2 separate regions of the Mus musculus genome follow, and region 2 is linked to region 1. Evidence: chromatin loops called from intact Hi-C (ENCODE). Cell type or tissue: heart. All regions are shown on one strand.

What was found. Peaks named below come from ENCODE experiments on the same cell type or tissue, not always from the same donor. Only the 100,000 strongest peaks of a DNase experiment are listed, where the experiment ranks them.
Region 2: it touches region 1 in a loop (2.2-fold over the local background); 2 of 42 quality-filtered maps call a loop at or near these places.

What each region holds. Positions count from the first base shown.
Region 1 is chr10:28,071,367-28,079,366 of GRCm38, forward strand. Ptprk (protein tyrosine phosphatase, receptor type, K) reads left to right here and starts at 3,454. Exons shown (of 32, transcript NM_008983.2): 1 at 3,454-3,811. The coding sequence starts at 3,715. In heart, CTCF peaks have their summits at 3,223, 4,879 and 7,082; DNase peaks (open chromatin) are centred at 3,425, 4,375 and 4,965; H3K4me3 peaks cover 3,587 bases; H3K27ac peaks cover 2,938 bases.
Region 2 is chr10:27,978,078-27,986,077 of GRCm38, forward strand. No RefSeq gene overlaps it. Among named protein-coding and RNA genes, the nearest start is that of Ptprk, 93 kb to the right of the region's middle. In heart, no CTCF peak of the experiment used is centred here; no DNase peak of the experiment used is centred here.

The DNA.
Region 1 (8,000 bases):
CTAAGTTCATGATTGTAGCTAATAGGTGGTAAATCAGCAAGCATAAAAGACATTTTATGGTTCAAAGGGCAACCCCAGACCAGCAATCCTAGAAAGATTGTTACAAGTGAGTTCTAAGCCAGAAACAAAACAAAACAAAACAAAACAAAAATAACAGCAACAAAAAACCCAAATGAAGCTAGTGACCTTTCCATTGACTACAACCAACTATGTAGCAAAAAAATAAAAAAATAAATTAGGACCACCACCACCCAAAACAAAAACATTCCAGGAATATAGGTATGTGCAGCTGTAAAACTTAACAAAGCTAAGTTAACTGGTAATTGAATTAATACTACTCTCCCCCCTGTGACATTGAATCTGGAATGCAGGGATTTGAACTTGCCAGAGGACTGTTCTGCCACTGAGCTATGCCAAGCTCATGTTTTCTTGTTGTTGACATTGATTGTTTTAATTAGTCTTTTATGTCTTGTGTTGCATTGGTGTTTTGCCTGCATTTATGTCTGTGTGAAGGTGTCAAGTCACTTGGAGCTGGAATACTGATAGTTGTGAGCTACCATGTAGGTGCTAGGAATTGAATTTGAGTCTCTGAAGGAGCAGCCTCTGCTCTCAACTGCTAAGCCATCTCTCCAGCTCGAAGAGAGATGTTTCTTTGTTTGTTCTTGACTGTAGAATTATGTCATGTCATGGCTTTATTGTAATACATTACATAGAACATAGACTTTACCATATTACCCACTTTGAGTGTGTCATTTGTTGATACTAAATTTATCCACACAGCCTTACAGCCTTCACCACCAGCCTTCCCTCTCCAGGTTTTTTCTTCTTCTTTTAAAAAAAAGATTTCATTTTTAGTAATGTATACATGTGTGTTCGCTTGTGCGTGTACGTGTGGAGTGTGTGTCTGTGTGTCTGTATGTCCTGGTGTGGCACTGTGAATGCAGGTGCTCCATGAATCCATATGAGGGTGTCAGGAATGATGGAACTGAAGTTAGAGGTGGCTAGCCCTCTGACATGGCCCCTAAGAGCCAAACTCTGGAAGAGCAGAAAGGGCTCTTAACCATTAAACCCTCTCTATAACCCCCAGGCTTTTTCTCTCTAACCTGAAAGTTTATATTGTCTTCAGCTAACCTTCCCCAATGTTTGATCATAAACTCTCTTCCCTCTGCAGTTTCCTTTCTCCATAAAATTCCATTTTGTATATTATGAAAGACATCTACTAAGTAACACGCTTTATAAATGGAGTTGGCTTGTAAGTAGACATTTAATTATTTTCACATTTTTTTTGTAAATATCTTAGTTCCTAAAACATTTTTTAAAATATATATTTGGTGTTAGTGTTTGGACAGCAACTAGATAAAAGAATATGAACATTTCATTGTTTTCTTAAAATAAAAAAATGCTGAGGTAGGAGAGTGGCAGGTTCAAGACCAACTTACTACTAAAGTGATTCTAAGCCCCCTAGTCCATGTTTGTTATGAGCCCTAAGGATAAAGCTCCAAGTTGCTTGCCCAAAATGTTACTGCATTTTTTCTGGTTTTATTGAGATGGCATCTCTATTAATTCCTTTTAAGGATTTCCTTCTCTGTCTTCCTTTCCCCTCCCTTGTTTGGGTAAATTACTTTCTCCCTAGTCTTGTTTCCTTGTATGTGTACCACAAGACTCTTACCTGAACTTGATTCCTAACTGTGGTAGTGTCCATTTAAGATGCCTGGTACACTTTAGGCACCCTCACAGCATTTTCGTACTGTTATTTCTCTACCATAGAGAAAATGAACCAAATTCTTTATCCCTTGACTCCGGGAATGACTATGACAAGAAGTGAGGTTCTATCCACTATCTGTAGGTCTCGGAAGGGCTTCGTTTGCATGCTTACTCAAACAAATTGCCAAGTGATGAACATTTTTCATGCAAGAATAGACAGACAAATTCATATATGGACAGACAAGTTTCCTTTGCCTTTACTCTGGCAAATTACTGCTAATTTTAGAAAGTTTTGCTAAGTCTTCAGAAAAGAAAATAATAGGTTTTTGGTTACCTGTGATCTAATAAAGCTCTTTAGTGTACGAAATAAGGACCCTTGGTAGAGTGTGCTTAAAGTTATAGGTTAATGAGCTAAGGAACATTGACATTGTACCCAGAGGGAGATGACTGAACTATGCTGAACTGAATTGACAAGTGTTGGGCTTGTTACAGGTACTAATGAGCAGTCATCAAGGCTGTAGCGTAACGGACTTTCTATCCTCAGCAAATAAAAAAGAAACCCATTTTCTCCCTTCTTCATCAATATGTATAATATATGTGCATAGATGTGTGTGTGTGTAGTATACAGTCACTTGCATCTATTCCAAACCTAGTCATAACAGCATGTATTAATTACAGAAATATGTGGCTCGGTTAATGATGAGAATGCTGTATTAAATTGAATTTCACTTCATTTTGATTTTAAAAGGCTAAAGACATTTTGAGTGACTGACAGGTGCCAATCAAGGCTATTATTAGCAGTTGCATATATAGCATCAAAATTCAAAAAAAAAGTTAGGCTTATTCAGTTTTGGTCATACTTACATGTGTCATAATTTGCAGACATGAGTAAAAGTAAGCAACTATACAGCGTTGCTACAGAAGCAAGTGAAGGTGGCATTTGGAGAAATCACACCAAGCTGCTAAGGTAGCAAAACTGACTTCCTGCCTGTAACACAGCACACAGCATTGGGTTCCTTCGGAGCAACCATGCTGTGCTCATTGTTGGGATAAACTCCTTTTATTAAATACTTATTTCTTATATAGCTACAAGACAGTAAAAATCAAAACAAAACCAAGTCTTGCTCTACTCCACCAGGCTATGCGAAGGCTGAGCGGCTGGGAGCTTCCCAATGACAAATAAACCAGAAACGAGGCACGCCAGCTGTTCACACTGGAAACTTACCCAACATTTTATTTTGGTCCAAGTTTTATTTATTTCGTGAACAAACGAGAGTAAGTTTTCAATGGGGTAGGGAGCCTTATTCCTTATCCTATCAATAAGGAAGAGTGAAATTTCAGTGCAGGTCGGCGTTTTAAAGGTCACATCTACGCTCCCTTTTCTTCCTACCACCAGCCGCTCTGGTGGGACCGCCACCTTGGGGACAGAACCCCAGGACACCTCTCCTCGGGCGCCTCCTCCGTCGTCCGCCCACAGTTCTGCCTCTCAGAGTTGAATCTCAGGGATCCGGCAGGGAGCTGCGCCAGGTCCCCCTTTCCCGCTCGCCGCCAGAGAGCCGCGCGGCCACCGAGCCCAGGTGGCGAACAAAGGCGGCGCGGGGCGCAGGGCGCGGGGCGCGCGGCCCGGCTGGCGCGCGTCTCCCTAGCAGGAGGCGGCAGTGGCGGCGGCGCGCACCGGAGCCCGCATTCCTCCGAAGCTGCCGGAGCCCGCGGGGCGACGTCACCCCAGGCTCCGCCCCCGTCCCTCCCAGAGCAAACTAACTCTGGACTACCCTGAGCAGCCTCTGCCTAGCATGGAGAGCGGCGGCCGCGGCTGGCGGGCGACGCTGGAGACGCTTTCGCCCGCGAGGTAGTTGGCCGACGTTGCGCAAGGACGAAAGTGCTGGCGGGTGGCCGCGGCGTCTCCGCGAGCCCCCCGACGAGGCCGGGCGGGCTGCTGGCTGGCGGATTTCACCGCGATTCCCCCGGAGGCTCTTTGCAAAGCTGCTTGAAACTTCTCCCAAACTCGCCATGGATGTGGCGGCCGCTGCGTTGCCTGCTTTTGTAGCTCTCTGGCTTCTGTACCCGTGGCCTCTCCTGGGGTCGGCCCTTGGCCAGTTCTCAGCAGGTGAGAGGTTGGGGGTGGTCTGTGTCTGTCCACAGTCTTGGACTCAGGCAGGAAGGACTGACTGATTGCTGGTGCTGGGTTCGGGGATCCAGGGGGCGTCCGCTTAAGGTGGCGGGGGTGGTGGTGGTGCAGGTTGGAGCTAGGTCTGTCCTGGGAGTTTGTGTCAGGCGGGACGCAGGGCCAAGAGCTGTGCGCCCCCGTGCGCAGGTAACTTTTACGTTCTCGACCCATTGTTTCTGAGGCTAGTCCGGCGCGCAGACAGCCCAGGGTGTGCTGGATGGAGTGTGTGGCGACCTTGCTTTTCCTGGGTGTTCTTTTTGCCTGGGAGTCGGGAGCAGTCCACAGCATTAGTTAGGGAAGTGAGGAAGAAAAAGTACTTAGGGCTCCCGGGACCACGATTTTATGGCTCGCTGAGCTGGCTAGTGGCTCTCTGTCGCCAGACTGTTCAAAATTTCCCCGGGAAGTCTTTGTGAGAATTGTGGAGACACATAGGGACCGATCTCGGTGTGTTCTGCCAGGTGCTTTTTGTCCCGGGTATAACCGCCTCTGACTATTGTCCAGCTACTTCCCGGTGCCTCCTGGAGGCTCCTTCCTCCTCTGCTGAGGGTTCAGAGTTGCTCCTGGATAGATTACAGAGCACACAGCGTGGAGCACGTTGTATGTATACATTGGCAGAGTCCGTACGACGTTTGTAAATGTAGCTCTAAGGGTAGATTCAGAGCTGTCCTGGGCAGCGAGTTCTGGGCTCCCATTCCCGGAAGGCTTACCCTATTTATGGGGCGAAGCCACCACAAAGCTCAAATCTGGCTCCACACCACCCTGAGTCCGCCTGGGTGACCTGGGCTGGGAACGTTCGCTGTTCTCCTGGACAACCCAGGAGTGAGACGTGATGCGATATTCCAGGCTATCCCTTTGAGTTCTAAGTAAAACCGCTCAGATAAGTCCCAGGATTCCGGGTCTTTCAGACTGGTGGTCTCTGTTCCCGTCCAGTTTTGATATCCTGCCTGTAGGTCGCTGGCTTCTATGTATCTGCCGGCTCTGAAGTTTCACCAGGTGGACGCTGGGGAGCGGGCTCCCAGGTTTAAGCCTCTGCCTCCCACAAGGCTTTACAACTTTTCTGGTTAACCCACCCAGCCCAGCAAGGTTGGAGGGCGCATCCGCTGCTGCCTTGGTTCCCAGTGTTTGTGGAAACACAGAGTGGCCAGAGGGTGACGGGAAACGCGACAGCCGCGCTCCTGGCTGAACCAGCAGGATGGGAAGACAGAACTTACTTTGTACTTGATAGTTTCATTGTTGAGACTGCTCGATTTCCTGGAAATACACTCACCATGATGTTTTCCGGAGCAAATCGTCCCTTAGCTTTTCTTTCCCCCTCCCCTTTAGGAGTTAGACCTCGGAGTCTGGAGCTTGAGTGTATCCTCCTCGTAGGCAGAGACTATGAAATGGTAGCAGGCAAAGGAAAGACCGTGTGTGGGGTGGTGTGCAGAAGGCACCAGCTCTATGCAATGAATTCCGACGACTTAATTTAATTTTCTGGTTTCCGCGTTACCGAGTGTCTCTGCCATACAATGCTGTTAGTATTGGAACCATGCTTGATGTAACTCATTATATGCAGCAAGTTGGAGGGAGTATTGATTTCTACACGGTGCTTGTCGCTTCACGGAGAGCCTTGCTTGAGGAGGCATGTTATTTGTTAATTGAACTTTACCAGTTACATGATTAAACACATGTATTTAGAACTGGAGACTAGTGATGTCTTAGCAGCTGATGGATAGATTTTCAACATGTGAGAATTTTTTCTCTTTAAAAATGTTATTTATCATTTAATCACTGTGTACCGAGAGTGCCTCATCACACTGTGCAGATTTGTTTCTGGGAGTTTATAATGAATGCAGGCTCCACAGATCTGGCTCTCATCCTTATGTTTGCCCACAAATGAAGGCCTTTTATCTCTTGAGTTTAAAGTCAGATTGCGCACCTATCTGTTTTTCTCCAGAGATTGAAAGTTGGTTTTTGTAGACATCTCTTTTCTTCTGGCTGTCATAAATCATTTGGTATTGTAATGCCATTAAACTCTATGGCATATTTGTTAAAAAAAAAAAAAAGCATTGACTAGGGACAAGAAATTGGAAGTGCTTTGTTTTGTTCCTTGCTTCCCCCCTTCCCACTATTCTATTTTAAATGAGGAACTTTTGGAGGCATTTAAATGAACATGCTTTAAAGAGCTGAAGAGACATATTTTCTAAATTCTAAAGTACTTCATCCTACTATATATGCATTTTATAACATGATCACCAAGGGTGGTTCACCACTTTCCAGGAGTACTCTGTGGCTGTTAATGTAGGAAACATAACTACACATTTGGGAGGATAGTGTAGTTGGGAATGTGTGTATGTCATATATACATTGGATCTCTGTGTGTGTCTCAGTCACACATTTAACACTTTCAGAGTGCAACCTTCTCCTTTCTGTCTGCAGTTCAAGTGTAAAAGTGCTCCACAGTAAACATCTTTAAGGCCACGACTTTATCTATACATTTTACCTTTTACTTGAGTCTCTGAAAATGACACTTTTATCTGTATTCTATCCAGGAAAACTGAAGTGTGGGAAACCAGTCTGCTACTCCAGTCTATTTACTAGGCTGTGTAGCTGTTAATGTTGGTATCACTGTGGAAGCAAGCTTATTGTAGAACCCAAACCCGACAAAACCAGTCTCACTTGGAAACTCAGCTTTCTCATCTATAAAATGGGGATAATAATACCTGTCCTGACCTTTCCACATAGTTTTTATGAAGATCAAGTGAAGTCATTTATGTGCACTGTCAACTGTAGAGCATGGTGCAGCAACCTGGGGTGTAATCATCATAAATTATGGTAGCCCAGTGCCAGAGTTTCAGCTTTTATGGCTTTTAAACTCTTAGAACTCTCTTCTCAGCAAGTATAGGCTGTTCAGCAAGGAGTGTGTGTGTGTGTGTGTGTGTGTGAGAGAGAGAGAGAGAGAGAGAGAGAGAGAGAGAGAGTTCTTCCACTAGTCATCCATTTTCACCACAATTGATTCTGACCATGAGTTTATGATAGAAATCATCTTTGATCAATTTTTAGCTTAGCTATGCACATCTTTCAAAAATTATACTTATGTAAGAGTCACTGTTAATACCTCTAGTATCCTAACTACAGGAAAAATACTTGTGAATCTTGTTATTTTAAAGAAATTTCCTGGTTCAGCATTTTCTCAGTGCAGAGAATTACATGTGCCTTTGGATGCAGTCTTATCAATGACCTAGAGAGGGACTATTGTGTCTGTATGAAGTAAGCCTGAGAAAGCTGCTTTGGAAGAGGTCCTGGCATATCACCCTTCTCATCCCTTAGGAACTTACAACTCATCTGAACAGAACCACTTGCCTTGTGTTTGTCTTCTTGTCTCTAGTTCAAACTTAATTTTCTCTTATTATTATTGTCTACTGGGAGGAGACTCGGAGCCAGTCTGTGTTAAGGCTTGCCATTTCTTTTTCTAGTTTTGATTGACTGGTACCCTTCAGTGTCTAACTACATTACAATTGCAAACTGTACTCCAGGTCTGTTTTTCTCTCTCACTGGTTCCCTTATATCTGAATTTCCTTGCTCGTGAGATGTCATTTTGTGTCTGGACCGCCCAGACGGGAAGAGGCAGGTTTCGCTGCTGTTTGGTCATTGGCATGTGTGTTGCTGACAGCTCTTCTCTTTGTGTTCATGAATGTGAATCTCAAAAATAAATCAATAAATCAATCCCTCTGCTCCTCTGTCCCTCTTCCACACCCCTCCCACGCCTTGCTGGTAACAACTAAGCCCCACATGCATATTCAAAAATCAGAAGCTTTTGGTTTTCATCAAATATCTCTAGGAGCTGCTTTATATATGTTCTTAAATACTAGACGTATGACCAGTCCGCTACCCAAATCTAAGACAACCCCTTTGTTCAACATTGATGTATTAGTATGTATTTCTTGGATCCTCAAATAGGGTTTACATGCTATAGTTCCATGTAGAGAAAGTGTGTTGGCTCCCACTAATGTTTGTCAACTGCCTTTTACTGTTTCTGCCCGAGTGTGTTTCTGTGTGTTTTGACAGAGTAGGTCATGCTGAGTGTGAGTCGGCACTGTTTCCATTTCCTAGACTTGTTCTTCATTGAGGGGAGGACAGGGAATTGCTG
Region 2 (8,000 bases), 93 kb before region 1:
GGGAAAGAATTGGAAGACTATAAAAAGAAATCTGTATTAAAAACAGGAAGAATTGATTACTAAGTGATTTAAAAATTTTTGGAGTTACAATAACCCACAATGTATACATCTCAAGACTAGCAAGTCTTAAGAATCTCCTGCATAGATGTAAATTTTTCCTGAGTCAGTCTTACTATTAGTAAACCCCATCAATTATTCACTGCTTTGCAAGAATTTTCACTCAGATGTCTTCCTACTAAGTCAGTAAAACACATTTTTATTCTGCAATTTGAAAGACAAGCAAAGAACCATCTCAAAAATCCCCATTCAGTTATCACATTAAACAAGTTCAATGTTTGTAAAACAGAGGAAAGTTTTCCTCTCCTTTGTCCCACCACAAGGATGATCTTCTCATTGGCAAGATTAATATATCATGTTCACTCAACCTATACTTTTCTTTATGATGTTAAAGTTTGGCCATTCCCTCCAATTAGCCCCATCTCTTGCTTTGGCCCTGGTAAAAATGCTTACTACTTTCCTTGTTGGCCATGTTTCTTCTAGACTTCCTTCAGAATTCCTTTCCCACTGTCCCTTCCAACCCTGCCTCTTTCCTTGTGTATTCGCATAGCAGCTTCCTCTGTCTCTATAGCCTTGGCTGTGAACATCATCAGGACCTCAGTTATGCCTGATTGGATTCAATGTTCAAAAGCTTTGACTGGAAACAGGAAGCCCAGAGAAATGGGGAACCCGTGTAACATGATCCATGTACAAGTAGGTAGTCAGTTCTCAATATTAATTAATTAACTTATTTATTTATTTACATTTCTCACATAAAAACTTAAAATACAGCTTCTAGATAGCTCTTCATTATTTAAAGAAAGGCTTTCAAAACTATATTGTGATAGTAAAGTTGTCTATGCCATATTAAATTCTGCAAAGGAAGAAAGCGTACACAAACCACTCTTCAGTTTGAGCATTTTGGACTCTCTGACATTTGCAAATGAATTTTGCAGGATTTTCTCCAAACCTGAGTACGTCCTTATGTACAGAATAGAATTGCAAATGAGACGTCTCCATTTTGTCATCATGCAAGCACCTCAAGTTCAACATAGTCAACACTGCGACATATGCATGCTGGAAAATCCAGTTTCTCCTCTCCCTGCAATCTGCTTCAGGGCGTACTTGAAATCTTTCATGTCATTGCCCTCATTTTCATGTCTATGATAAAGTTCAAAGATAATAGTAGAGCTAAATTCAGAACTCTAAATGACTTAGATGAAATCAGGTCATCACAGTGTGGATTGCCAAGTTGTAGTAGTTGCTGTAGGATGATAATAGGCAGAGTCTACTCTTTCTATTACTTCATTAAGCAGTGTGGTAAGACTTTTACATAAATTAACATAAAGAATACACACAAGCAAAAAATAGTACTATTATTATTGCCAAGTTGTAGAGGAAGAACAAGCACCAAAACAGACTCTGAAGTAATCTAGGCAATGCATTGATGCAGATAGGATCCAATTAAGATATGACTCACTGCAGAGCCCTACGAAGTGTGCTCAGCATCCATCCAACCTAAGCCAAATTATGGATGTTGAGACTGATGTTGAAGATGTTTTGAGTAACTTTAACAAGAGTTCTGTCGTCAATAATTCATCTCTTCCAGAATGATTCTGTAGAAAACATGACATTTAGACCCAGGCAGGTAGTTTACTCTGTGTTTATGGGAACTTGTGCAGTTTCAAGCCTCTTTTCCTTTGGAGGATTGCTGTTAGAGTTGGTGATTAGGTAAACAAAGAAGGGACTTCCCCTATCACCAAACTCACTACAAGTTATGAGTTTAGTCATAACCAGAGCGGCAGGAATCACCACTGCTTTGTTAATTTGTACAGAATAGAGTAGTATGCATAGCTTGGGCAGAGCGGATAATAAGGAGATGTTAGCCAAACCATCAGCTAGAAAACATGAATAAAAAAAATATTTTAGATCTACTGAGCAATACAGTGAGCCTACTCAGCAATATAGTGTGTCATATTTCAAGATAACTAAGAGAAAGTGTAAATGTTCTTACCATAAAAAGGAGTGACCAAGTTAATAAATTAATTGATTAGCTTGCTTAATTATCATATTATATACATAAACATGACATTGTACTTCAAAATATACAAAGTTTTATTTGGGAATTGACTCCTTTAATTGTTGTGGGTAAAGAAGGTTGGGTCCTAGTTCCTGAAGTTCAACATTCTAAGACTGATACAGGTTGAAGCCCATATACATAACTGCGGAGCTTCCCCTGACAGCCACATGGAGAAAAGCTCTTTGGGGACTAAAATGAACACAGACCAAAACAAGCATGACAGGTGAAAATGGAAGGAGATTTCAGATGATATTATTTGATGCCACCTTTTTGGCCAAGCTGCACGTAAGAAAAGGCTGCACTTTTCACTTGAGGCAGTACATGTGTGGGTTTCCCACTAATTCAAGCTAAAGTTCTGTCCCTTGCAACTGAGAGGTGCCTCCTGGAAAACTAGCTGTCTGTCAGTATAAATCTTGCACACTGACAGTTTCTATTGTACAACGAGTCAATCATAGATCACCACATATTGCTAATGGCCCATGTCTCTATTTGGAAACATTATAGGACATGTTGCTTGGAGTGAGTTTTGCACCAGGTGACCACCCACTACCTGCTCCCAGATTGTTTGCTGTGTGAAACTATGTAGGTGGGAAATGGGAAGGGGAAGAACAGAGGTAGTAGATGATCCTTGCTTCATTATGTGAGAATGATTTAAATTGTTCAACTTTTCTACTAAGCCCTACCAACATATCCAGCTTAATATACATAACAAGAGTAACATCAATGAGTAATTCACAAAAGACCATTGCTTGACCTCTCTTACCAGAGAAAGGTGCGCACACACACACACACACACACACACACACACACACACACACACGGCACAGGAATGGCCATGAAATTCAATCTCTCTCCCTCCCCTTGATGCATATTAGATTTATATTCCTAACAAGACTTAATGATTCATGTGATTTTTTTTATGACTAATGGGGCTGTGAACATAAATGATATTTTTACGCAGGAGCCAGAATATGAAATAGTAAATTCCAAATCCTCTAGAACTATTCTAAATAGGATTTCAGAGGAGGGCCATACAGACCAGGGTATCCATCTCACTGAAAAAGGTAGGTGGCTCTGAGCAAGATATAAGCCCAAGTTGTTCTGTGTTACTAAAGTTTGGGAGTTGATTGCTACAATGGATGCCATAGCTGGTCCTGGGTAAAATAAAATGTGGAAACTCTCAGTGGCCTACTCTTTACAATGAGAATTCAAATTACATGCTTACATACTTTTAACGGCAGGATAAATGGAGTAAAGCTTTCTAGAGAGTATTTTGGCAGAATGTCCTAGCACATTATTAAATTGTTTATTTTTCTCCTGGCAATAGATTCCAGACAAAAGCAATAAGGAAATAGAAGAAAGAAATGTCAGCATTGACAACCAAAGTTCTATTTTCTAAGAGATGTGGTAGCAAACTTGTTTAATACTATTGCAGTGTACTATAGATTAAGAGAACTCCACACCAAGTTCAGGTCCTTAATGATTATTCCAGTCTCCTTCTCTTATTGGTTGCCATTATCTTTACAAAGCTTTAGTTTTAAAAATTGGACCCAGAAAGACTTGTTGAAGAATTGGTGAAAGGATTGAGAGGGTCAAGAACACCACAAGACCTACAAAGTCAACTAACCAGGACTCATGGAGGCTCACAGAGACAGAACCACCAACCAAAGAGCATGCATGGGCTGGACCTAGGCCCCCTACACACATATAGCAGATATGAACTTTATTTTCATGTTCGTCCCCTAACAATTGGTGTGAAGGCTGACTCTGACTCTGTTGCTTAACTTTGGATCCCCTTTCCTTAGCTGGGCTGCCCAGTCTGGCCTCAGTGGGAAAAGATATACTTAGTCCTGCTGTGATTTGATGGCCCAGGGCAGACTGGTATCCATGGGGGTTTTCCCCTTCTCTTTGGAGGTAATGATGGGGGACAGGTTATGTGAGCATAAGACTGGGAAGGGAGAGATAAAGTGAATAAAAATAAAATGCTCCCATGGCCTTGGAATCTAGCTCAGTTGGTAGAGTGTTTGCCCAGTGTACACAAGGCTGCCAAATCAACCAAGCACATACTTGTAATTCCAACCCTGAAGAGGGGAAGGCAGGAAGACCAGTTCAAAGCCATCCTTGGCTCAATAATTTTTTTCAAGACCAATCTGGATACTTGAAATCTATTTCAATGTTTTTAAATTAAATTAAAGGAACTGGAGATATGGCTCAGTGGTTTAGAGTGCTTGCTGCACTTCCAAAGTATCCAAATTCAGTTCCTAGCACCCATATTGAACAAATCAAATCTTCCTATATAACTCCTGCTCTAGAGGACTGGCAGCAGCACTGGACACCATGAGCTTGTTAGGCTGCCACCCTCCAACCGGAAAATGTTTCGCCTCTATTGTTCATTGTGATAACCAGGAAGCTGCTGGCCCCCTGCTATGCTGGGGCAGGCTCCTTCTTAAATGTCAAAGAGCAGATATTAATACACCTTCTTTTCTGACAAATTGCAGGAAAGGAGAGGGAGGGGTTTCATTCATTATATTAAATATCTTACACGCTCAAAATGAGGGAACTTTCCCTCTCCCAAAAAAAGGTGGGAATCAGGAATGGGGAGAAGTTTTGGTGAGACCCTTGTGCAAGTTCCTTGGCACTAACATATCAGTCCTGAAAGAAACACCACATAAAAACATGAGTAAGGCTTGGAGTTTCTCCCCAGACTGTAGAATGGTTTCAGTTTTGTTTATTAAAGGAATGTGTGTGGTTTCTCACTCATAAACATAAAAGTGTTTATAATGATTAAAGTGTGAATCTTTAAGACCAGCTTTGGAAACAACTTTCCTTTCTTCCCACTCAAGTTCAGGGCTCTCACCATTTCCAAGATTCCCATAAACAATTTATTTTCTGTAGCAGAATTTTCCCCTAATTGATTAGAATAATAAATGCAAGAAGCCAATCACTGGGAGAGAAGAAGGTGGGACTTCCAGTTCTGAGAGAGGAAGAGGGAAGGCAGAAGGAAGGAAATTCCTATTGGACTGTGGGATCAAGGAGTCATAATGTAGAAGGCCAGGGGCTGTTAGTTCAGGTGGTCATTTGCCACTGGAAGATTTCTAACATAGAATAGTTGATAAACAGAATGCTAGGTTCTGTACCCAGCAGTTGTGTTATCTGTTGCCTCTAAACTAAGATTGTCTGGTGTCTTCCTTCTCGCATAGATTCTACTGAGCTCCAGGGAAAGGTAACCACAGCTGAGCATGGGATTGCAACAGTGCACTCCAGGTAGTTGCAGAAATATGAGAGTGCTGAGCAGGTTTGGCAGCAGCCAGCCATGGGGTAAAGAGAGCGATCTCAATGTCCTTCCATGCCTTTTCTCCAGACCTAGTCCTTTGTGATTTAAACATGGACGTTAGATTCCTGGGATGACCATGAGAGGGTAATTACGGCCATGGGCTCAAAGTAATGCCCACCTAGATTAGACAATTCCACCAGAATGAATCCAAAGCTACAGCCTGAAGGTGGCCTTGTGTCAGCTCATGTTTTCACAGTTCCATTAGTCTGTGTCTTTCCTTGAAGCTCCGACTGTCTTTGTTTTGAGGCATGCTTTCTTAACACGTGATTTGCTCTGTCAACTCTCCACTAATAACAACTTTGCTTCCTCTAAATCCATTCAGCAATCTTTCTTTGAAAGATTTATGTTGCCTTTCCTTTCTGAAGTCTTTTGAGATGGGCAGTAAGATTAGTTTAGTTGTTTCACCTTCACGGTGGTAGTTCCCCAACCACTGGCCCTTCTAGGTGATGTTGGAGGGGACAGGTACTCTAAGACTCATTCTTCCCTGAGGCCTAGAATGAAGAGGCTCAGCGCTACAACTGTGCCTAGACTGCCTGCATTTCCAAAGACCTCTCTTTTGAAATCAAAGGTTTAATACAAATGGGAATGGAATCCTTCAAAGGAAAAGAGCAGTCTTTGAATGCGTGGCTTTGAGCCTTGGAGCAGAAGCACGTCATCTAATTTGCACATGTTGCCAACAAGATGAGAAGTGTTCTAGATGAATATACCTGACATGCATTCCAGACATGTGACAGAATTAGCAATGATGCAAAGCTTTGGCATTTTGTGGTTTTCATTTGATTTTCCTGGATACGTTCGTCATTTGTTTGTAAAGCCCAGAACATTTAGACTTCAGGAATAATAAAAGAAACTCTATGGTTTACTAGAATAGTTCAAATTGATTTTTCTATTCAGGAGCAAAGATAAATTGTCTTGATTCATAAAATCCAGTCACAATTTTATTATGCTTATATCTATTTTCAAATATCATAAATGTTTTGTAATAAGTACAGTGATCAGTTTTTAAAAATCCCAAACCTGGGCCCGATCAAACACAGAAATGATGGTGTCCCTGGGGAAGTCAGGGTTCTCTTTGGGTGTTAATGTCATTAGCAAAAGAATCTAGAAGAAACTTGGAGAGAAGCTGGAGGACAATTTTATTAGAGAAAAGTAACAGGGCAGGAAAGCTATAGGTTTGACAGCTGCCAGAGGAAGGAGATGGGATGGTGAAAACAGAAAGCTGTTCCTCCTTGCATATCCATGGAGGAAACGCTGCTACTCTGCCTTCCTGTAATGCATTAGATGATAGATCTGAAAACCCACAAGTGTAATTTTTCCATATGGATCAACCTATTACTTTTGAAAATTGAATAACCAATATAAATAGATATAGGGAGATTGATATATATTAATATATACTCTTTAGTTTACTGCAAGTTGATAGACTACACCAACCCCTGCAAAGGAGGGTCTCAAATGTGAACGTGCAGGTGTTTCGTTTTTAGGTGGGCATTTTATGTAATTTCCATGATACCACCACATAGAAACCAGAACTGGAAACAGGTAATGTTTTCTGTGTGCTCTACTAACAGTTCTCAGCAGTAATTGCATGGCATCACCCACTTAAATACACTGTAAACTGTATCATTGCTCTGAGTCTGAAGAATGTTTCCCTGGCATAGATTTTAGAGCTTCTGTTTATTTATTTGGTCATATAAGAGATGCCAACTTTGTGACTTCACCCTGTACAACTGGGAAACAGGATGTGGTTCATCGGTTCTACCAGTTGCAGTGAATCAGTGATAAAAACATATTTCCATGGTAACCCTTCCCATCCATTCAGTGGGGAGACTCCATTATGCCCACAAGGATTAATGATGGAGCATTAACACTGATAATCATAATGAAGAGAGCTGTCCAAGAGTGGAACAACTCAACCCTGACATTTGGGATGAAACAGGAAGGAGTCTAGTCTTGTGCTGAAGAAAACAATACTGAAGAACTGGGAGATGAAATCAAATGCTTCTGTCTGCTGCCAGAAGAATACTATGGAATCTAGTATGGGAAGGGTCTCAATTAGGACCAAGTGGACATGAGAAAAAGTGACTCAAAGAAGAACCAGGGGGACAGAGAGTGGACAGTGCCCAGGTCAAAACTCTACTCTGTTGGTTTATATTTTGATAGGAAGTTATAGGAAACCCTTTTAAGGGACTTTTTTCAACTGCAGTTTACCCTTGTTTATAGCTCTATCACTTAGGTCCTTTCTGGGGAAAAAATGTATCCTTTCACAATGTACTAACAGCAACATTCCAATCTGCTGTACAGAGATGGGGACATTGTACAAACCAATAGTGTGAAACCTGAAGAGCCAAAGATATGACTCAGGTACCAGCCTTGGGAAAATTACAGACATAAAGAAAGGCTACTACACCTTCCTGCAACAGGGTGCAGACACCCCAATGCTCACAAGGGATCTTAGCAGTTACTGGATCTTGGCTATTTAGCTAGCTGTTAGCGTGCTAATCTTTTTTTTTTCCATTTTTTATTAGGTATTTAGCTCATTTACATTTC